Linked DNA regions of Mus musculus: regions 2, 3, 4 and 5 are each linked to region 1. The links are chromatin loops, found by intact Hi-C in ENCODE. Cell type or tissue: heart. All regions are shown on one strand. Each heading gives the region's core, and the rest is flanking DNA. Links, peaks and the distances in the headings are about the cores only.

Region 1 (4,000 bases), core at 1-4,000:
AGATGGTGTGCTCCATCTCTGAGTACTCAGGTGTAGCATGGATGCTTCAGAAAGTGCTACTCGACCCCAGAGCTCTGTCACAAGTAAACAGAGCTTCAGATCTTGGTCTGCTATCTCAGCTCCTGAGTGCTGGGTAGGATGGACGTGAGCACTCCAAAGCCAAGGTCTCACATTGGGAACTACCCAATGGGAAGCCCACCCCTCTCTTAACCCAGTCCCATACAGCCCCCCAGAAGACCAAAAAGCACAATGATGTACTGTTAGCTTTTGCTCTCTACCTCACAAGGGGACCTGGGGCCATCTGCTGCATTGTCCTACCTAGGACACACATAAGTGGCTGCAGTGGCTACAAGTTTTCAAACTCAAAAGAACCACTCTCACTGACTTCATGCTCAGGTCTACAGAGTGTGATGGCTCTGCCCTCAACCCTGCACACTCAAGTCTCAGAAGAAGTTACATCATGGAACACTCACCACTGTGACCAACCTTCTAACACACATCCTGTGGTGTAGGAAGTTCACTTTTCCCTGTGAGCAAACAGCCAGTCTCCCTAGGAGCTCAGTTGTAGCAGGGGTGGTACACACTGTCAGATGCACAGGTCCACAACACTGACCACTCTTCCCACACTGGCTAAAGACCAGTGGCTATAATATAGCCTACATCAGTTAACCCACACAGGAGCACCCCAAAATTAGACCTCCCTCTTTGTGAAGGGTATCAGAGGGCATACACATCTGTTGCTTCTAAATCCTTAAAGCCAGTGTGCTCTGTTGCTGTAACACAGGAAGGAGGTGGGAGGAGCACTAAGTCCTAGAAAAAGTACTGCCCACAGTGGACAATCTAAACTGCCCCTTGGTGTGTATCCCAGCACCCAAGCAAGTACCAACTTGCTTGTGGAAAGCAGCTCAGAATATGTCCACTAGATGGCACTGTGACACAGGATAAAGTTAGGTGGAAGTCACAGTGCAGATCTGTCTCTGTGGTTTGGGTTTGAGCAGGGTGAGGTGAGTCACTAGGTGAAGACTCTTTGGGTCCCCACCACTGGTTCCTGCCAGCTGTATTCTCAAGAAGAGTGGCATGGTGGGCAGAGGCTGACCAGCCAGCATCTGGCTGGCTTCCTGATTCCCACATGACAGCTATACGTGCACACTGGCCACAGCCTGAAGGCTTAAGCCTGGAGGTTCTTGAGAGTCAGGCTTCGGCAGCCCAGAAACCAGTCATTTAAAAGAGACCCTGGAAGGGCTGGAGAAATGGCTCTGTGATTAAGACAACATAGGTTTAAATCTCAGAACCCACAAGACAGCTCACTACTGTAACTTAAATTCCAGGGATTTGGACAGCCTCACTCAGACACACAAGCAGGCAAAATAACAATGCACACAAAACAAACAAATTATTTAAAAAAATTGAGAGAGCTAGTGAGATGGCTCCACAGTTAAAAGCACTGGCTACTCTTCCAGAGGACCAGGGCTCAATTCTCAGCACCCACACAGCAGCTCATAAGTTTCTGAATTTTCAGTTCCAGGGTATCTGACACCCTCACAGAGACGTACATACAGGCAAAGCACTGTTGTACAAAAATAAATAATATACAAATACATGAATCTTTAAAAACAAACAAACAAACAAACAACAAAACAGCTTAAAAAAAGAGACCCTGGGCATCTGTCTCCCTCGGGTCTCTTCAAACACTCCAAGTCAATCTCTCCTCCAACATTCCCACCGGCCCTCACCCGAGGTCAGGTTTCAAGGTGATCAGACAGCTTCAATTCCAGGTCCACTGACTGTGCATGCCACCAACTGTATATTGTGTAGCAGAGGAGCAGCCCAGTGCCGTGGCTGTGGTACTGGCCCAGGGGGGTGCCCAAGTGAATTAACAGCTGGGCTTAAGAGGCACCTATGACAGAGTTACAGTCTAGGACTGGCTTTCTAGGCAGACCAAAGGACACCCAACTGTGGAGTTTATCTCTTTCCTATCTTTCTGAGGTGAGTCGTCTAATAAAATTTGAGATGTCTGTGAGGAATGAGGGCACTGCTGGGGCAGAGACCATCCTGGACTTAGGCTTCCTTGGAAGACAGCCCTGACCACTGTTGCTCTCTGACCCCATCCTGGGCCCCAACTAATCAATTTCAGAGATGATGTCACTGCTATCAGTATCACTCAGCATCCCAGCAGCAGCCAGCCTGCCCGGAGTGAACTTCCTCTATGCTAATCAGGCCACCAAAAAGTCATGTGACAAAGGCATTTCCCTCTCTGGTCATGTGACCCTTTAACTGTGCCTTCCAACGTGAAAACCATGGCAACGGGCAGTTCTAACCGGTTTGTGACACACGGCCTTCATTTTGAGAAGAGAGGTAAGGGTTCAGGTGCTGTCAGAAAATGGAGGCTCCACTTTCCCCTTTCTGTGCAGCCTCCAGGCATCCAGTCGCCTGTGGTCATCTCCTACAAAAAACAGAGGAAACCACAAGCCCCTCTCCCTTCCAAACTGAAAGGCTTTCCGAAGCTCAGCTTTTAACAGAAATACCTTCAAGATTCTCTGCACTTTTCTAGATAGCTTTTAACTTAGGAACCAGAATACATGGATCAATCACAGGCACAATTTCAGAGGGAGCCTTTCATGAAACCCATAGGCATAAGAGTAAAATGAAGAGTGACATGGAGAGCTCTGGAGCACGGCCAGGCCGGCAGGGACAACTGCTTTTTCTGGATGCTGTGTGAACCTGTCCTACCTGTCTATGTTGAAAACACACAGTGATGAAGTAGCTTCACATCACCAGTAAAAATCTCCAGAAGCCAGCCAGTCTGGCCATTAGCACCAAAAGCTGTCTCCTACCAGGAATGTGTGCTGTGTCCTGGAGAAGGGGCTGAGCACTGGGATAGCCCACATCAGAGGAGGTGCTTGGATCCTATCCATGTCTCTTCAATCTGATCGGAGGAGGAAGAACACCTACATCAACTGAGGACCAAGTCCTCCTCAGGGCCAGCTTGGCTGTCATGGCCTATACACCTACTCTTCTGCACCCAAACCTTGCACCACAACACAGACTAGCTTGACTCACAAGTCTGTCCACCAAGCCCTGGCTAGCCATGATCTGTCTCTATCACCCTTCAATGGACCTCTGACCTTTGGAATGGCCTGTGTTGGCATTCATTAGCCCCATGGCACATAAGCCAAAAGAGGACATCAGACCTGCAGGGCCCCTTTGTTTCCTAAGGGACTGCTTTCAGATGTCGCCTTTCTCACCTAGTACATGTCTGTGTGAAAACAGACAGACAGATGGGACAGGATGGACAAGCATAGCTACCCTACCCTCTTGAATAGGCCTGACTTCCTTGTCTACACAGCTTGTGTGTCTCTAACTCACAGGAGGGATTCCCCATCCTCCCTATCCCTCTCACATGGGTGTGGTGCAGCCTCAGCTCCCAATAAGGGCACCCAGAAGGATCACGGTGCCTCAGTGCCAGGGCCATGCTGCTCTAGAATAAGTATTCCCAAGCACCCCAACCTTAAGGTCAGCTATGACTGAACTGACTTGGGTGGAAGAGGCTATGGGGCTTCTACACAAAGCTAGAGGCCCGTCCCCATAGTGACGCTCCTATAGGCATTAGCCTGTTCCTGTGGAGAGGAGATGCACCCACAAAGCTGTGGGTTAGTGACTTAGGCTGTTGAAAGTGCTCCACAAAGTGAGGGACTCCACAGTTATGCTGCCTCCCGCCTCCTGAGGGGCACTCTTTTACCCATGTTTCTCAGTTTTGAATGCTCAGATGTGTCAGCACCAAGCAGAGTAGGAGCTCTACTTCCCCAAGGCCGTGGGACAGCTTTGCTGGCCCTAAAGGACCTGTTTCACCTTGACAAGATGGGGCTGTCTGTGCAAAGCTAACTCTTGAGATTGGCATGTCTGCTACCAGGCCACAGTGGCTGCCTCTCCAGAGTAGGCAAACCAGCGTCCTGGAGGGCATAGACAGAAGTGTTGGACAATGCCAGACTCCCCTGACTCA
Region 2 (4,540 bases), core at 258-4,257, 250 kb after region 1:
CCAGGACTTAACCAAGATAAGAGCTGCCCCTCCCTCCCTCTCTCAAAGCCGCTTGGGGAAGACTGTAGGGTCCTAAGATGACAGTTCTTGCTCAAGCTGTATCTGAGGCTGAGGTTGTTGTACATGATGCTTTGGTTTAGAAAACAAAAACAAAAACAAAAGGAGGCCTGCCAGCTCAGGGTGCTCTCAGGTTCACAGCCCTCCTGACCTAGCTGGATTCCATGTAAGCCCCACCACCCTACCCTGTGGGTCTAACTCTAGCATTTTCTATTCCATGAGCCCAAATCTCCCCATTGTTGTTTGAGCCTTTTGGAATTTATGTTTGAATCATTAGGAAGATCAGGCTAGCTCCAAACTATCAAAAATGGCTTTCTGTGTCTGGCTAGTACAGGAGTTAGAGATGTGAACCACTAAGGCCAGTCAGCACCCTCTTTTTAAACATTAACTACTATCATGTCGATGGAAGCAAGTGTATAATGCATGAGTGGAGTGGAGGTCAGAGGTCAACTCGCAGGCATGATTCTCCCTTCTACCATGTGGGTGCTAGGGTTGGAACTCAGGCCCTCATTGTGGTAAAAAAACTCCTTTGCCCAAAGAAACATCTCATCAACCTAACAAGTGTTCCTTCCTGGTTTTTACTTTATTTTATTTCTAGACAGGGTTTATCTGTTAGCTCTGGCTGTCCTGGAACTCACTTTGTAGATCAGGCTGGCCTCGAACTCAGAAATCCACCTGCCTCTGCCTCCCGAGTGCTGGGATTAAAAGCATGCGCCACCACGTTCGGCCCTGGTTTTTATTTTTTTTTCCTGTTTTTTGTTTTGTTTTTGAGACAGTCTTAAAATATGAAGCACTAGTGGCTTCAGTCTGGCTACACAGCCTAGGCTGTCATTAGTCTTAAAACATGCTCCTGTCTTAGCTCTCTAAGAGAGAGGACAGCTATGCGATCCACTATGCCGGGCTGTCTAGTGAGGAGGGTGTGGCTCAGAGAGTGACGTGCACACACACAGACATCCAGGCTACTGTCTGAACTGGGGTGATGGTGTAGTGAGCTGGGGAGGTCGCTCATACAACACAGGTCTTACGTTTGCATGGTGAGCTCCATCCGTGGTGAGTGAGAACACTGACCGGGCATGGTGAGACACATCTGTTACTTGAGCATTTTACAGCAGGATCAGAACCTCAAGGTCATCCTTGTCTACATAGAGAAGTTCAGACCCTACTAAAACCAAACAGGGTTAGCAAGCCTGTTCAGCCGGTTGAGGCTTTTTCTGTGAAGTCTGAGTTTGATCCCCTGGGGTCCACATGATAGCGAGAGAATTGACTCTAGCAAGGTATCCAATGTCCTCCCACACACAAAGTAAGAACTCCTCCCCCCCCCCCCCCCACGTCCAAGTAAAAACAAAACTAGAAAGCTAGAAAGTTGGTTAGTTGACTAGGAGCAAGTATTGCTTTTGTAGGGAACCCAAGTTCAGTCTAAGCCCTCTTCTCAACCAATAAACAACCACATGTATCTTTAGGGTCAAAGGATCTGGCCTTCTCCTCTGGACTCCAAGGACTGCAGCTACGTGCAAAATACAAAAAACCCCACAAGATACAGATACATACTAGAAAATAAAACCAACCGGGTAGTGGTGGCACAGGCTTTCTTTAATCCCCAGTACTTTGAGGCCAGCGTGGTCTACAGAGTGAATTTCAGGACAGACCAGCAGAAGTTACATAGGTACTCTGTCACACGCACACGCACACACACACACACGGCACACACACGACACACACCACACACACGGCAAGGGCAAAAAGAGAAAGAAAAGAAAAAAGAAGGAAAAGCCAGCAGACGAAACGACCTCATGCTCCAGCTAAAACTACAGTTCCCAGCATGCATTGCGCACACCCATCCCATTCTTAGCCCGATGACTGACTTCCCAGGATGCTCGTCAACAGCATTCTGTCTCTAATTGGCCAAGATACCTCAGCGCTTCCCCGCCTCCAGCCTCGTACCGCTGTGCGCCCAGGGAGCGGACATGGTGAGCAGGCCCTCTGGGATCCCCGGGGTGGAGAACGGCCTAACTGAGCTGAGAGGGTTCCCCAAACCGCGCGGGCTATTTGGAAGTGTCGTGTAGTCAGTGGTGCTGGACGCGTTGGGAGGTGAAGCTAGGGCTCTGGACTGGAGTGAGGGAGCTGGGATTGCAGCTATCTTTGCTTTCTGACAGGGTCCCATGTAGCCCAAGTTGTACTAGAACTTATTCGTAGCCTATGGGGACCTCGGACTTCTGATTCTCCTGGCTCTGGAGTGCTGAGATGTCAAACTTGTGCCACTATTCACGGCTTTCTGTTTGTCTTTTAAAATCTTTTTTTATTTTTCATTATTTTATTTATTTAAGTATGAATGTTTTGTATGTATGTCTGTCTACCGTGTGTGTGTGTGTGTGTGTGTGTGTGTGTGTGTGTGTGTGTGTGTGTGTGTGTGTGTGTGTGTGTGTGCTGTTCTTAGAGGCCAGAGAAGACATGTAGGATTCCCTGAGAGTGGAGTTAGAAAGGGCTGTGAGCTGCCAAATGGATGCTGGGAATTGAACCTGTGACCTCTGGAAGAGCAATCAGTACTCTTAAGCCCTGAGCTATCTCTCTAGCGTCCCAGTCCTTTTATTTTTTTCTATTTACCCATTAAAAATTATTTACAAAGGGTCTTACTTGTTGGTGTTGATGGGCAGTGATGGCAAATGCCTTTAATCTTAGCACTTGGGAGGCAGAGGCAGGTGAATCTCTGTGAGTTCGAAGCCCGCCTGGTCTACAGAGTGAGTTCTAGGACAGCCAGGGCTACACAGAGAAACCCTGTCTCAAAAAAATCCAAGCAAAATTGTACACCAGTACACCTGGCTGACAGATTTTTATATTGATCTGTATTTCATGTTAATTGGGTATGAAAGCAGAATGCAGGCAGGCAGCTCTAGTGGCACACAGTGTATATAATTAGATAATTACAGAAATGAGTGCTGTGTCGGCGGGAGCCTGACTTAGCTTCCTTCTGAAAGATTTGTGGAGCTGTGCTCTGAACTCTTCCTGGGATGGAGAGCTGGCGTCTATCATTTGGTAGAGTGCTTACCTAGCATGGACGGGGCTCCACCCCTGCACTGCACAAACTGGGTGTGGGTACACGCTATCACCCTAGCACTCAGGAAGTGGGGACAGGAGGACCAGCAGTTCAGGGTCACCTTCAGCTGTGTTCTGAGATCCAGACCAGCCTGGGCTATAGGAAATCAACCTATCTCTGGCCTTCCCTTCTTTCCTTGGTTTCTTTCTTCTTTCTTTCTGTCTTGTGTTTGTTTGTTTGTTTGTTTGTTTTGTTTTGTTTTATTTTGTTTGTTTTTTTTTTCAGATATTGTTTCTTTGTGTAGCCCTGGCTGTCCTAGAACTCATTCTATAGACTAGGCTGGCCTCGAACTTGGCCATCTGTTTGCACCTGTTTCCCAAATGTGAGGATTAAACCCAAGATTACACACCCTGCCTGGCAAGAAACATCCTTTAGACAAATAGTTGGGTGTGCTGACTCTGGCCTTTAATCCCAACATTGGTGAACCAGAGGCAGGTAGATTTCTGTAGGTCGGAGGCCAGCCTGATCTACCCACATAGGCACATCCAGAGCTCACAAAGCAAACAGAAGTATTCAGGAAAGGGGTTCAGGGCTCTGCTGGTGGAAGCAGGGGTCAGGACCAGGTGAGCTGCTGGGGATGCCTAGGGCGCTGAAGACAGACTCTGGCTCATACCCACTGACTTCTGAGAGATACCACCAGAGCCCAAGGCTGGCCCTCTCCACCCACCCACCTGCTCTATAAATAACCTGTGTTACGTCAGAGCACTTGAGATTTTCTGACTAGAGCTGCCCCTTTAGGCGGTCCTTGGAGTGCAGCTGGTGGTGACTCTGTTCACCGCCACCCTCATGCACAGGCTAGCGCCACACTGTTCCTTCGCACGCTGGCTGCTCTGCAATGGCAGGTAAGGGAATGTTCTGCTGCCTGTCCTGCTGCAGTGGTCCCATGGTGCATGCTGTTTGTTCCTTTTAAAAATCTCCTCCTTCTCCTCCTCCTCCTCCTCCATTATGTGTAGGGGTTGTCTCCACGAGTGGGGTTGTGCACTCATACACTGGGGCTGGCGTTACAGTAGTTATGAGCTGCCTGATGCGGGGATGGAGAACCCAGCCCAGGTCACCTGGAGGTGCTCTTAACCCCTGAGCCATTGCTTCAGCCCCGGTTTTGTGGTTTTTAGACAGAGTCTCATACTGTAGTTCCAGCTGCTTGTGAAAGTGTGGCAGTCCCTCTGCCTCAGCCTCCCATCCGCATTTCAAAACATTTCTTTTCAACTGTGTATGTCACATTGTCACATGTGTATCTGTGTGTGGTTTGTGCCTTTCCTAAGTGAAAGTTGCCAGTTATGGATGGTTGTGGGCTGCCCAGCATGGTGGGTTGGGGGTGGGGTCATTTGCAAGAACAGCAAGCACTTTTAACCAACACTGAGCCATCTCTCTAGCCGTCTACACTTTTTTTTT
Region 3 (4,540 bases), core at 228-4,227, 250 kb after region 1:
TGAGCTGAGCGTGCTTTGTGACTGCGACATTGCCCTGATCATCTTCAACAGCGCGCAACGCCTCTTCCAGTATGCGAGCAGCGACATGGACCGGGTGCTGCTCAAATACACCGAGTACAGTGAGCCGCACGAGAGCCGCACCAACGCGGATATCCTTCAGGTACCTGAAGCCGCCTGCAGTCCCCGGGCACATCCTGGCCGGTTGGTCACTGTGTCACCCTGTTAGTTCTTGATCCTTTCCTCTAACACTAAAGGGACTTGAACTTCAGGGGAACTCACAGTGGTTTTAGTCCCTGGGGTCCCTCTGGAGCAGGCCACGCCCATCTGTATCTGTCTGTGCAGTTTGGCTGGAGAAGGTCTCTCCCAAGTACCTGAGAACCAAGTTCTAGGAGTCGGATAAGGTCTGAGGGCCCACCCTGTCATCTGCTGTTCCCACAGACACTGAAGAGGAGGGGCGTGGGCCTTGATGGGCCCGAGCTGGATATGGAGGAGGGGCCAGAAGGTCCTGGAGAGAAGCTGCTGAGGACACTGGGGGGTGACAGAGGCTCGGCCTCGCCCCCGCCTCGGATCTATGTAAGAGGACTTCCCTGTGCCCCCTCTCACCCCCAACACACTTCCAATACACAGTCTGAGTTTGAGACTCCGGGAGTAGTGCTAAAAGGCCAGACAGGGGAGCCACTTCGTGGAAGCCAGTCTTGTCCTGGATGGGTGAAGAATGCACTTTATGACCCGGGCTTCGAAGGGCAGTAACAGTTCAGCAAGCAAGTCTTCCTGCCACAATTTCTGACACCCCATGCTCTGCAGAGGGAGACCTCAGCCCTGAACAAGGCTATGCAGCTGAGATGGAGCCCACCTGGCAACCCCAGCCTTGGGTCTAGGCCTTAATGGAGACCCTCAGAAACTTCTGAGGCACAGAGCCCCCTCTGCCTCATTCTCTCCTCTCTCTGTCCACAGCCCGTGGCCCCCGCAATGTCGGTTTCAGAGCTGTCCTACCGGGTCCCACCAGCCACTCCAGGCTGTGATCCTGGCGGGCTGGGGGAGGCCCCGTCTGTCCACAGCCGCCCGCCTCACTTTCGACCCCCGGGTGAGCGAGCGTTAGCGTTAGCGTGTGGGGAGGGCAGAAGGGCACGAGGAACCCGGGCTCTGAACTCTATGAGTGACACGACAGCCTCTCTTTTCCTGGGTCTTCACCTCCCCCCAGGCCTGGGACACCCGATCTTCTCTCCAAGCCACCTTGCGAGCAAGACGCCCCCGCCTCTGTACCTGGCGACTGATGGGCGGAGGCCAGACCTGCCCCCTGGCCTGGTTGGTGCCCGAGGGGGATTGGGCACCTCAGTGAGAGGGGAGAGAGTTGGAAGAGGATAGAGGAGGAGGAGGAGGAGGAGGAGGAGGAGGAGGAGGAGGAGGAGGAGGAGGAGGAGGAGGAGGAGGAGGAGGAGGAGGAGGGAAGGAAGTGGGAGAGAGGAAGGAAAGAGGCAGGTGGTCACAACCAACTACAGTTTTCCCTCTGTTGTTCCTGCAGAGAAGCCTGTACAGCGGCCTGCAGAGTCCCGGTGCCCCAGGCCCCGCTCTGGGTAGCTTTGCCTTCTTACCATCAGGCTCCACAGGTGCACCCAGCCCTGTCTGATTTGCCTGACCGTTGTGGGTCCCTCGCCCCAACCCCAAGCCCGGGAGCGGGAGGGTTGGAGTACTGACAGGATCTCCGCTCACCCAGCCTCTGCCCGTAGATTGCAGCCCGGGAGACGCAGCTCAGGGACCCCTGCAACCCTCACCCTGGCCACCAACGAGGGACGCTGTAGACCCCGCCCGGCCAGTGTGAGTTGGGCGCCCCCTGGCGGCCAGGAGCGAGACTCGTCTAGACCAGGCTGAGGGTGGGGCTGTGAGATTTAGAGAGAACCCCATGGCCTACAAGCCTTCTTACCTATCTTGTGGGTCTCTCCTCTTCCTGCCTCCCTTCCCCCATCTCTCCAGCAGTGCCCGCAGTCTGTGCAAGGAGGGTCCCCCCAGCCGAGGGGCCTCCCCTCCGACACCTCCGGTCAGCATCAAGTCTGAGCGACTGTCTCCAGTCACTGGGACCTCTGGCGACTTCCCCAGGTCCTTCCCCTACCCGCTGCTCCTTGCCAGGCCCCTTGCAGAGCCACTGCGGCCCTCGGCCTCCCTGCACCGCTTGACCCCTGACAGCTGGCCACGGTAGCGCTCCAAGAGGTTCCTCCAGCCTCCACAGAGTTCCCGAAGTCTCAGGTTCCCTATACCACCAGGACGGACGGACGAGGGCACCCACTGTGCATCACTAAGGCCCTGTCCCTTCCTGGGGGCCGCTGCATCAATAAAGCCCAAGGACTCGGGAGGGCACTGGGCAGCCCCTAGCTCAGAGCTCCCGAGCCTGGAATAGCCACACCCAATCTCCTCAAAGATCTCTTTTTGCCTACACTGGCTTTGGGGTGCATACCACAGAAACGGGTTCCAAGAGGAAGGCCAGGTAGAAGGTGGGGTGACCTAAGAAGGAGCCACAGGCATTGCATCGCCACCAAGGATGAGCCAGGAGGTCTGAACTGCTCCTGGAAGTGTGACTCTCGGATGAGACCACAGCCATGTCACCATGGCAGTGAGAGTAGGAGTAAAGTGGTTGCCTGTGGTGACCAGGACAGCCTGGGACTGAGAACACTTTTTAAAAGGTAAACAGGAGCCGGGCGGTGGTGGCACACGCCTTTAATCCCAGCACTTGGGAGGCAGAGGCAGGTGGATTTCTGAGTTCGAGGTCAGCCTGGTCTACAGAGTGAGTTCCAGGACAGCCAGGGCTATACAGAGAAACCCTGTCTCAAAAAATAGAAAACAAAAAGTAAAGAGGGGATGCTCCAAAATGGCTCATGTGGTAAAGGCCCTTGCTGCCAATCTTGTGGACCTGAGTTTTATTGTTGGAAGTTCTGTTGGTGGAAGGAAAGAACCAACTGCCTTCAAGTTGTCCATTGACCTCCCTACGTGTAGGTGCTCCCCCTACAGATGCAAATGAACGGATAAATATATAAATGGGGAGAGGAAGGGGGAAAGGTCGATGGTAAGAGAGCTTGCTATGCAAGCGTTAAGATCTGAGTTCGAATCTCTAGCATTCATATAAAAAGCCAGATGTGGTCTAGATGCCAGAGTAAAGTGGGGAAAGGATGGCTGGGGCTTAGTAGCCCAGCTCCAGCTTAAAGACAGATCATATCTGAGGGGAATAAGACACCCACTCCCTTTCTGTGTCCTCTGAGGCTGTGTTGGCACGGTTCTACAAGGAGACAGACATAATATATGTAAAAACAATGAAAGGGTGGAGCAAGAGCTTTGGGGCTGCACCCTTCCTCCTCCAAGTGTGTCCTGGGCTGCAGAGATGGCTCAGAGGGTGCAATGTTGGTTATGTCATCATGTGACTAGGGTCCAGTCCCGAGTGTCCTGGTCACAAGCCCAGGGTTCCACAGACACTGCTAATTAGAACTAGCTCTGCTGAAGGTTTGCTGGCTGCTACTCTAGCCTAGAAAGTTCTGTGTCTGGTTCAGGCAGAGTCCCTGTCTCAAAGAGGACACCTGATGTCCTCCCACAGCTTCTGCCAGGGTGCAGGCAAGTATACCGGGAAGCTCGCATTCATGCGAACCGAAATGATGATTGTACAAGAATGCCTTTTAGTTTTAGAGGGGGTGGGGTCCTCTAGGGCAAGATGGCTGCACTTGTGGGAAAAGCACTTGCCAGCTCTGAGTTCAGCCCCAGGAGGAAATGCACATGGCAGAAGGAGAAAACGGACCCCATGTGTTGTCCACTTGTGGCAACACCACACCTTTCCCCAGTCAGCATTTCTCAACCCGTGGGCCACCGAAGATCATTGGAAAACACAGATATTTACTTTGCAATTCATAACAATAGCAAAATTACAGTTAAAAGTAGCAATGGAAATAATCTTATGGTTGGGGGCTTACCACACCATAAGGAACTGTATTAAAGGGGCTTCTTAGCATTAGGAAGGTTGAGAACCACTGGCGTAAGTCCATGTAAAAACAAGATTTAAAAAAATAGGTTTCTAGGCTCAGCCCTCTCTTTCCACCCAGTCCTCCTGGTCTCCATTATGACACCACATCCTGGAGCAGGAGGGAGCAAGGTTGCTTGGGTGCTTGGGTGGCACTTAAAGGGCCTTTGAAACTCAGTAGCCATCTTTTGCCCGGCTGTTCCTGGCTCTGCCCTCCCCCGACGAGTGCCTCAGACACCACTGGGGTTGGGGCAGGGGATTGACTATGGCCTTAGGCCACTCCAACACTAAGAAACAGAATCTGTGAGCACTCAAGACTGAAGCCAGGTTGTGAGGCCCAGCGGGACCCAGAAGAGGCCTCAGGGTTCTAGAATGATCCTCAGGGCTTCCACAGCCCAGACATTGAGCCAGTAGGGCATGAGGAAGTTTCTGAAAACCAAACAGGCCTGGGAGGTGGGGAGTGGTGTCCTATGTCTTTAACTTCAGCACTCTGCAGACGAAGGTGGCAGATTTCTGAGTTAGAGAGCAGCCTGGTCTACATTAAAT
Region 4 (4,540 bases), core at 288-4,287, 54 kb after region 1:
AAATAGCTCGTTACTGGGAGTGGAGGTAGGGCAGCACACAGATGCAAGATTCCAGAAAGCTTCCCAAGGAGGCTTGAACCCAGACACTTTACATCATAATATGCTTCATCACAGGACCTGCCAAATAACACACTAATAGAGATGACATGACACTAAAGAAATGTCATCAAAGTGGAACTAACAAGGCATAGCGATCAATCAGTAATGCACAAATGCTCCCATTTCCAGAGCTACTCAGCTTCCAAGGGGAAAAGCAATCTTTGAATTAAAGAGAGGATTGGGACCTGGTGATCAGCTGGAAAAGACACTTGGCCCCCAAGCCTCCTCACACAAGCTCTTTCTCTGAACCCACATGGTGGAAGAAGCAAATCCTGAAAGTTGACCTGACTCCACACATGCTCATGAGTACAAACATACAAAAAATGACATTGTTTTTTAAAGTATTTCAGAATTGTAGGGAGCAAAAGAAGAATGAGAGGTGGACAGAGAGTGAGGAGTAAGAGTGGGTGATTACCACACTTAACTGCTTCCTCTAGAGAACTCTGGGTCTGAAGCACAAGCGTGGTGGCTATGCCACTCAAAGGCCAGCTGGATTCTCTTCTCTCAGGACACAGAAAGGCTGGCATGGTGTTCTAAGCTGCACAGGTACAAGGAGCTTGCTTCATGTACTAGAGCAGGGGGAATTCTCACATACAAGGGGAAAGCAGCTACGTTCCCCAGTTCTAATGCAGAAAACGTACAGCAATCACATCTCTGCCCCTTCACTAAGCAGTGAGGGAACAACAGGACTTGTAGAAGCTACAACTTCTCATCTGGAAATTAGGTATTATACATCAGAAGGATCATTTTTGGTACCTGCTATACCTGCAAAGGAAACTTGGCCCATGCACACTGAGAGCCAGGTATAAGCTAAGGACTGGAGGGTATTCACAGTGCTGTGGTGTAATGTTGCTTTAAAGAAAAGTTGTAACCACCGTAACCACCGAATGGTAGGATGAGAAGAACAAGAGGGAGACTCAGGCTCAGTATACAGATTACATCCACAACAGGTATCTATCGCTTTGTGAATGGACACACACATTAACAGGGACGTGGGAGTGCTGCATACTCCAAGAAGATAAAAAGAAGTTAATGCTGTCAAGAAAATGTAAGGCTCAGGAGACTCACCAGGACTTTGTCCTAAAGAATCCAAAGCCACAAGATAAGAGTGAACTACCTGAAGTGAGTCAGGTAGGTAGAACTTGCAGCCTCTGCTAAAACTGCAGGGGCGGGAAGGAAAAACAAAACATTCTGCCATACAGGTCTTAATGAGGGGTCCCCATTCATTTCAGGGTTCCGGAGAGCGCAGTCCGGCTGCGGCTGAGGCCTGCCCAGAAGCCTTTCCTTGTTGAAGTGATCAATTCCGATTCTTGGCATTAATCCCTTTAAAAGGCCAGCTGCTGCTGTCTAGTCACTGATGCCAACCCGTTCCAGGTGGAAGAAAAAAGAAATTATTGGAGCCACATCGTACACCCGGAGGCAAATTTAAAGTGGAGGGCCATGAGGAAAACAGGAACCAAGAGAGGGGGAAGGGTCCCATGGCTCCCCAGGGTCAAGCAGGAAGGGCGCGAGCCCAAGCAGGACGGTGGGGGGGGGGGGGGACCGGCCCTGCAGGCGTGGGCGCGCAGGGACTCTTATTCTGACACGGGATCCTCCGCCGCCTCCGCCGCCGCCGTCGCCGCCGAATTTAACGCCGCCGCCGGGCTCGGACCCCCGACCCTCCCGTGGACTCTCACCCCACGCCACTCGTCCACGTGCTGTGTGCCCGCCGCCCCCCTTGGGGCGGCCTCCCAGCCTGAAAAGCTCAGGAGGGAGTGAGGCGACTCGGCCACTTCCCGGCTCCGGGGACCAGGGACCCCAGCCCCACGTGCGAGGGCGGTGGGGAACTTTCCAGCGGCGCAGGCGAAGCGAACCGCAGCGCAGCAAACCGAATACGACCGCGCTCCCACTTTCCCGCGCCCCCGCCCCGCCTTGCCAAGTTTGCTAGGAACTTACCCGGCCGCGCGCCGACCGGGCCCAGGGGCAGCGCGCGTGTCCACAGGGCTGGGGGCGGGGGGCGCCGGCCGCGCGTGCTCGCTGCGCCTGAGGGGCCGCCCGGGCCCGCGGCGCTCGCTCCGCCGCTCCGCCCGCCCGCGCCGCCGGCCAGATAATGCGCCCCTCGGCCGCACACATGGAGCCCGGCGCCGGCGTCACCGCCCGGGACATGCGCACCAGGTCAGCGCGCCCGGCCCGCGGCCCCCAAAACACCGGGGAGCTCTTAAAGGCGACGCCACCCGCCCGCACCCGGATGGGCGGGGTCGGGAAGGGAGGGGCTCCCTGTGGGCGTGGTCTTATGTGGGCGTGGTTCCCTGGAGGCGAGGCTGGGCGGGCCTACCCGGAAGCACCGCCCTCCCAGCCCCAAAGACTGGCGACGCTGCGCTAAGCGACTGGGTTTCCCACTTGGGCTGCTAAGCGCCCCTCAGCCATGGCCAGCTTAGTGCACAGAGCTCGGCCGCGCCCAGGGCTGACTCACGCTGACCTCGCCCGAGCCCTGCACGGCCACCTCTTGTAACTCTGAGACGCGCCCGGGGCCTCGCAAAGCTTCCTCTCAGGAACTTCGGTGTTGACCTCCAGTGAGAAGGTGCGATCGGCTGAGCGGTCACCCCTCTCCCCCGGACCGCAGACAGTTCAACCTACCCACCAAGCCAATCCACCTGCAGAGAACGAGGTGGACGGCTGTCTCCTTCCAGTAATCCACATCTAGCCTGTGCCTCTGGAGAAGAAGGAATCCCCAAGAAAACAAACCTGCGCCCAACCCTCTCTGGTAACACCAAGGAGACAATAATAGCCAGAAAGGAAGCAAGTTTGGGGAGATTATGAAGCATCTGAAGCCAATTTACAATTTCAACAGGGAAAAGTACAAAGTTCATAGAAAACCTATTCCAGGACAGCGACATGGCTCAGTGGTTTAAAGAGGCTTGCCACCAAACATAATGACCTGAGTTCCATCCGCACAAGTTGTCCTCAGACACAAACACACGCTCATAAATAAAATATGTTAATTTAAAAAACACATCTGGAGTCATGGCTCAGCAATTAAAGGTACTGGCTGCTCTTGCAGAAGACCCAAGCACCCACATGGTGGCTTACAACCTACCATAACTCCGGTTCTAGGGTATTTATGCCTTCTGTCCTCATCATACAGAAACACGTCATAAAGAAATCTTATGAAGACAAAGCCCAGGGCTAAAGAGTTAGCTCAGTGGTTAAGGGCACTTCTTGTTGTGGAAGACCTGGGTTCTATTCCCAGCACCCACATGGAGGCTCTCCTCCTCAGGCAACAAGTACACATGTGGTACACAGATGCACATGCAGGCAAAACACTCATGACACATCAGTTTCTTTTAATATATATATATATAAGGGTTGGAGAGATGGCTCAGTGGTTAAGAGCACCAACTGCTCTTCTGGAGGTCCTGAGTTCAAATCCCAGCAATCACATGGTGGCTCACAACTATCTGTAATGAGATGCCCTCTTCTGGTATGTCTAAAGACAGCTACAGTGTACTCACATATAATAAATAAATCTTTAAAAAAAGAAAAAGAAAGAAAAGGAAATGAAATAAAGAAAATGAAGCCTCAAGGTAGGTGGATGAGTTCGTGGCCAGTCTGTACTATGGCTAAGACTACAGAGAAACTCTGTCTTGAGAGGAAAAAATGAAAAAGAAAAAAGAAAGTCTAGTGTCACAAAGCAGTTGTTAATATCAGAATCACTGAAACAGACTCCTGCCATGTTCCTATTCCAGCTTTGAAATAGTGATGAGACAGACACCAGGACTCCTGAAAACTGCTGAAGTACCTTTTTTGTAACACACATAACTGAAATGTGTTACTGCACAACTGTAATGTAATCTGATGGCTTCTGTTGTGTTGGGAAAAACATCAAAAGTACTTCTAATCTATAAGTGGGTCTCACCCCAAATTTGAAAAATTACAAAAATCCTCATCCTCAGCACTGCCTTCCCTAAGTCCTTCTGAATTTCTGTGGAGTTTTACAGTTGGCAACTTTGTCACTGACCCCTACCCATACCTAAACCTTCCAAGTTTAAAGCAACATCTTGCAGAACCTTAAGAGAAGCACTCTTCAACATCAAAAAGATACAAAATACCGATTGCGGCAAAGAAATGCAAATGTTTCAGCTTAAACAAAAAGCTCTCAAACTTGACCAGGTATATAGTTCAAGGGCCTCTGCTCCATCCCTGTACAAGGAAAGATGGGTCGGCAGAATCCAGGGCTTCCGTGTAGCTCTAAGAGCCACTGGTGCCACAGTGATTAATCAGATGGTGTGCATTACAGCAAAACAAGAAACCGTTACCTCACCTGGTTCCGATTAATGCCAACTTTAATTAGCGATGAACTGAACCAAGTGTGGTCAAGTGGGAGCCCTCAAACTCCAAGCCAGGGTAAGGACTCAGAGTCTAAATTGTTAAGCACTTTGTGAGTCACCAAGGTGACAAACTG
Region 5 (4,540 bases), core at 309-4,308, 81 kb after region 1:
TATGAGAAGAATGGACTTATGCTTACAAGAAAGCTGAAGTTTTGGAAGAAAAGTAAGTGCAGATAGTAACAGGGATTGGAGGGACTATGACTTCTTAACTGATCTTAAACTGGTCCCAAATGATGAGGCCAACAAACACAGCGTCACTGACTAAGGAAGGGAGCCATGGTAAACACGAAGATGTTCCCTGCACGCTTGGCCCCTCTGCTCAGGAGCTACCACATTCTCTTCATGTTGAACCAAAGGGCTGGCAGAACTGGAAACAAACCCATACCTGCCACTTCTTAAGAAGGCCAATAATCACCCTCATGGCGGAAGACATCAGAACCCACAAGGGAGGCTGAGGCAGGAGCATCTCAAGTTCTAGGCCATCCTGGGTTGCATAGAAAAACCAGAAATTTGCCCAAAGGCTTACACTAGAGATGTGAACTAAAGTGCCTTGCACTGGCCCACAGTAGGGAACAAAAGCTAGTTTAATTCCTGTCACTAACTGGGATATTTTGCTAGCACAAGAATCAACCTATTTAAGTGATCCCTTGGTACTTTACACATAACTTTTCTTGTTTTTCTTGAGAAGGGTTTTTACTGTGTAGCCCAGGTTGGCTTAGAGCTTACTATGTAGTTCAGGATGACCTAGCACACATAGTCCTCTTGGTAGGTGTATTCCATTACATCTAGCATAATTTATTGTTGAATCAACAATTATTGATGGGATTATAGGTCAGCATAGTATGTAATTTCCCATTGTATGCAGAAGAGAAAGGCAGTGCTGGGCCTTGGTGGCGCACGCCTTTAATCCCAGCATTTAGGAGGCAAAGGCAGGCAGATTTCTGAGTTCGATGCCAGCCTGGCCTATAGAGTGAGTTTCAGGAGAGCCAGTGCTACAAAGAGAAACCCTGTCTCGAAAAAAGAAAAAAAAAAAAAAAAAGGAAGGTAGGAAGGAAGAAAGAAAGAAAGAAAGAAAGAAAGAAAGAAGAAAGAAAGAAAGAAAGAAAGAAAGAAAGAAAGAAAGAAAGAAAGAAAGAAAGAAAGAAAGAAGGAAAGAAAGGAAGGAAGAAAGAAAGGCAGGTACACTCAGCTACTGTTATTGGTCTACATCAACTGCTCAACTGTAGTATTACATCTTAACTGACACTTGTATTATTTACATCTCAAATCCAAAAACAATTATAACACGTATTGCTCTTGCAGAGAACCAGATTTCATTCCCAGCGCTCACATGGTGACTCACAACCCTCTATAACTCCAGTTCCAGGAGATCTGGTGCATGTGGTGTGCTTACATACATTTATACACATAAAAAACTTTAAATCTCCAATCCAGCAACATGCTCAAAGGTGAGAAAGCACTATGGTCTCATGGAGAGCATGCTCACATTAGCAATCAAAAATTGGTGCTGGGACCTAGAGAAATGGTTCAGTGATTAAGAGCACTGACTGCTCTTCTGAAAGTCCTGAGTTCAAATTCCAGCAACCACATGGTAGCTCACAACCATCCGTAATGAGTTCTGACCCTCTTCTGGTGCATCTGAAGCCAGCTACAGTGTACTTACATATAATAATAAATCTTTTTTAAAAATTGATAAGCAGTGCATTAGCTAGTGTCCAGCTCAATATATGCCCCCCCCACACACACACACACAACTAAACTACTACTGTACTGGTAAAATAATCCAAATAAATAATCAAAACTTTTGAGACCTAGACAGGGAATGCAATTCAGTTGATAGTGATTGCCCAGTGTGCACAGTGTGCATTCCCGGCCCCACATAAACTAGGTGTGATGGTGCACACCTGTCAGCTCAGAATTTAGGAAATAGAGGCAAGACACTCAGAAATCTAAGGTCATCCTCATCTTCATAGTTCAAGAACAGCCTGGGCTAAGGAAAAAATAATAATCCTAACCCTTTTCTTTGTCTGAAGTGAACTCTCTTTGAAGAGAGACTCCAGGTAGATACTCTAGTGAAATTCCTGAACCTCAGAGCCAAGGGCAGCCTAGTTTTATAATAAAAACTGAAGCAAGAGCCATGTGACTGAAGGATGAGTTTCCTTTCCCTGGTGGAAGCTGATTGCATCTCTTCACCAAGGCGTGGCCCTTCCTGGGTCTGGGGAATCAACTTGACGAACAGGCTGAGTGACATTCACGCCCATATAGGGAAGTGGGAGCTGGCCCAGGCAGCCCCACAGGCGTTAGGAAGGCGGGGCCTCTGCCAGCCAGAGACCTGTGGCTGCTCTCCTGAGAAGTCCCCTCGCACAGAGGAAGCGTTCCACCAGCACTGAGAGTGACCGCTGAGTAATGCCACAGACAGATAGCAAAAAGGTTATAGCCTCCAGGGTCGAGGGCCCAGGTCTGTCCCGGCATAAAGGAGACTGCTGAAGGAAGGATCGTAAATTGAAGGCTAGTCTGAGCTACAGACCCTCTTTTGAGAAACAACACAAAAAACAGGTGCGGTAATAATCGCAGCACTTCAGAAGAGGATCACTGTGAGTCTGAGGATAGCCTGGCTTGCAGAGGAAGGGGAGGGGAAGAGAAAAGGGAAGTGGGCTCTGGAAAGACGGCTTAGTGGCACTTGCTGCTCTTGAGTGTGACCCAAATACCCACTTATGGCAGCTCACAGTCGCCTCTGTGTGCAGCTCCAAGGGATCCAACGCCCCCTTCTGTCCTCTAAGGTCACCTGCAAGGCACATGTGCACAGATAGACACGTTAATAAAAATTAAATATATCTTTATTTTTAAAGGAAAAAAAAAAGAGGAAACGAAGGGAGAACTGTGTGTACTGACCCACCACTGTCACAGCAGCATGTCACGTAAGGATTAAGTTTTTATTTTTGTTTTTTTTTTTTTTTCCGAGACAGGGTTTCTCTGTATAGCCCAAGCTGGAACTCACTTTGTAGACCAGGCTGGCCTCGAACTCAGAAATCTGCCTGCCTCTGCCTCCAGAGTGCTGGGATTAAGGGCGTGCACAACCACGCCTGGCTGGAGGATTAGGAATTTAAGGGTTATCTTTAGCTACATATGGAATTCCAGGAAAGCCTAGGCTACAAGGAAAGGGAGGGTGACAGAAGGAGGGAAGAAAAGAAAGAGGCAAGAAGGGAGGAAGGAAAGAGAAAAGGGAGTTAGGTTAAAGCTATACAGAGTCACTAAAGAGTCTCTAAATGGCTGAGTTGCTTTGCACAGAGCTAAATACCACACCCTGCATCCCTGCAGGCATCTTCATTCATTAGAGTTGACCCAGCTTGTGTGTTGTGTATCTCTAGAATCACTGACCTACTGAAAGCAGCATCCTTTTGAGGGTCTGTGGGCTTGGTCCTGGTTTCCCCAGGGAAGCAAATCATTGTTTTTAGAGGGAAAAAGATCAGGTGCAATGGCACCAACAGGCCGTCGTTCGCACCCCTGTGCTTCCCTAGAGAAAATCAAGCAGACATCTACAAGCTATGGTGGACCACACTGTGCCTTTATTGAGATGAGTTTCTAGAATATACAGAAGCAAAGCCAGACTAAGCCCAGGAGCCCTTTCAGCCAAGCATTTTGTAGACAGGGCCTTAATATATAGCTCAAGCTGCCTGATATTCCTGTCTGTCTCAGCCTCCTATGGGATCACAGGCCTGTGCCACCACACAAAGCTGCTGGCTGAGTTTTTTTAAAAGATTTAAATTTTTAAATATTTAAAATTTATTTATTTATTTATTTTTCCTTTTTTTTTTTTTCTGAGACAGAGTTTCTCTGTAGCCCTGGCTGTCCTGGAACTCACTCTGTAGTCCAGGCTGGCCTTGAACGCAGAAATTCACCTGCCTCTGCCTCCCAAGTGCTGGGATTAAAGGCGTGCCCCAGTACTGCCTGGCAATAGTTTATTTTTTGAAAAAGGGTTTTATGTAACCTAGGCTGGACTCAAACTCTCTATGTAGCCAAAGATGACCATCAAGTTCTGATCTTCCTGCTTTCACCTCCCAACTGCTGGGATGATAGTCATGTGCTACGGTACATGGAACCCAGGGATTTTGTGTCAGCTGATCTACAGCTGTGTTAGTCAGTGAACTACAGTGACTTCTCCACCACCAGGAAGAGCATTTCTTTCAATTTCGAGTTTCTGAAAGAGAAAGCATTCTTCCTAGACAGGAGCCGCATAAGAAGAAGGAAGGAAGTGAGCTTACTCACAGCCACCTGGAGCTTCAGTAAGGTTTGAACATAGCATTACCAACATAAACTGAAGCACAAGGCAGGTGCCTCTTTGCCTCCCTGAATGTGGGTGTGGTCCCACCTGGGATCTGTGATACCATCTCATGCCCTCCAGTTCCTCCTCCCTGCCCCCCCCACCCCCCATAGGTATTTGAGCCTAGCTCAGAGAGTGAGCTCGTGGGATCTACTCAGATTTCTGGTTTCTGAAGGACACTGCCTCCTGCTGGAATATCCCACCCCAACCACCCGCTCTGAGTCTGAAGTGAGCCTCCAATTTAGGTGCTGGAAATCAAAGCCTAACCTTTTGGCCTTATGGAAGAGTAGATTCTGCTCTTAACCAAGAGCCAGCCATCTCTCCAGCCAG

The links. Peaks named below come from ENCODE experiments on the same cell type or tissue, not always from the same donor. Only the 100,000 strongest peaks of a DNase experiment are listed, where the experiment ranks them.
Region 2: a loop joins it to region 1, with 5 times the contacts of the local background. A loop is called at or near these places in 23 of 42 quality-filtered maps.
Region 3: it touches region 1 in a loop (9-fold over the local background); 23 of 42 quality-filtered maps call a loop at or near these places.
Region 4: a loop joins it to region 1, with 3.0 times the contacts of the local background. A loop is called at or near these places in 8 of 42 quality-filtered maps.
Region 5: a loop joins it to region 1, with 6 times the contacts of the local background. A loop is called at or near these places in 30 of 42 quality-filtered maps.

Annotation. Positions count from the first base shown.
Region 1 is chr8:69,918,225-69,922,224 of GRCm38, forward strand. The region is part of intron 3 of Gatad2a (GATA zinc finger domain containing 2A); the gene reads right to left. Among named protein-coding and RNA genes, the nearest start is that of Tssk6, 18 kb to the left of the region's middle. In heart, for the core only: no CTCF peak of the experiment used is centred there; DNase peaks (open chromatin) are centred at 977, 1,832 and 2,237; H3K27ac peaks cover 1,930 bases.
Region 2 is chr8:70,170,417-70,174,956 of GRCm38, forward strand. Tmem161a (transmembrane protein 161A) reads left to right here and starts at 1,992. Exons shown (of 12, transcript NM_145597.4): 1 at 1,992-2,024; 2 at 3,887-3,990. The coding sequence starts at 2,022. In heart, for the core only: no CTCF peak of the experiment used is centred there; DNase peaks (open chromatin) are centred at 1,975 and 3,835; H3K4me3 peaks cover 2,494 bases; H3K27ac peaks cover 3,020 bases.
Region 3 is chr8:70,165,092-70,169,631 of GRCm38, forward strand. It overlaps Gm45929 (predicted gene, 45929), which reads left to right. Exons shown (of 9, transcript NM_001310055.1): 3 at 1-160; 4 at 439-573; 5 at 955-1,084; 6 at 1,202-1,335; 7 at 1,523-1,607; 8 at 1,728-1,815; 9 at 1,975-2,397. The coding sequence ends at 2,194. It overlaps Mef2b (myocyte enhancer factor 2B), which reads left to right. Exons shown (of 9, transcript NM_001045484.2): 3 at 1-160; 4 at 439-573; 5 at 955-1,084; 6 at 1,202-1,305; 7 at 1,523-1,607; 8 at 1,728-1,815; 9 at 1,975-2,397. The coding sequence ends at 2,194. Among named protein-coding and RNA genes, the nearest start is that of Tmem161a, 5.0 kb to the right of the region's middle. In heart, for the core only: a CTCF peak has its summit at 1,835 (motif pointing left); a DNase peak (open chromatin) is centred at 1,820; H3K4me3 peaks cover 1,245 bases; H3K27ac peaks cover 956 bases; H3K27me3 peaks cover 2,973 bases.
Region 4 is chr8:69,972,056-69,976,595 of GRCm38, forward strand. It overlaps Gatad2a (GATA zinc finger domain containing 2A), which reads right to left and starts at 2,328. Exons shown (of 13, transcript NM_001113346.1): 1 at 2,035-2,328. In heart, for the core only: no CTCF peak of the experiment used is centred there; DNase peaks (open chromatin) are centred at 1,776 and 2,356; H3K4me3 peaks cover 2,611 bases; H3K27ac peaks cover 2,214 bases.
Region 5 is chr8:69,999,199-70,003,738 of GRCm38, forward strand. No RefSeq gene overlaps it. Among named protein-coding and RNA genes, the nearest start is that of Gatad2a, 27 kb to the left of the region's middle. In heart, for the core only: a CTCF peak has its summit at 2,660 (motif pointing left); DNase peaks (open chromatin) are centred at 2,163 and 2,603; H3K4me3 peaks cover 1,213 bases; H3K27ac peaks cover 2,033 bases.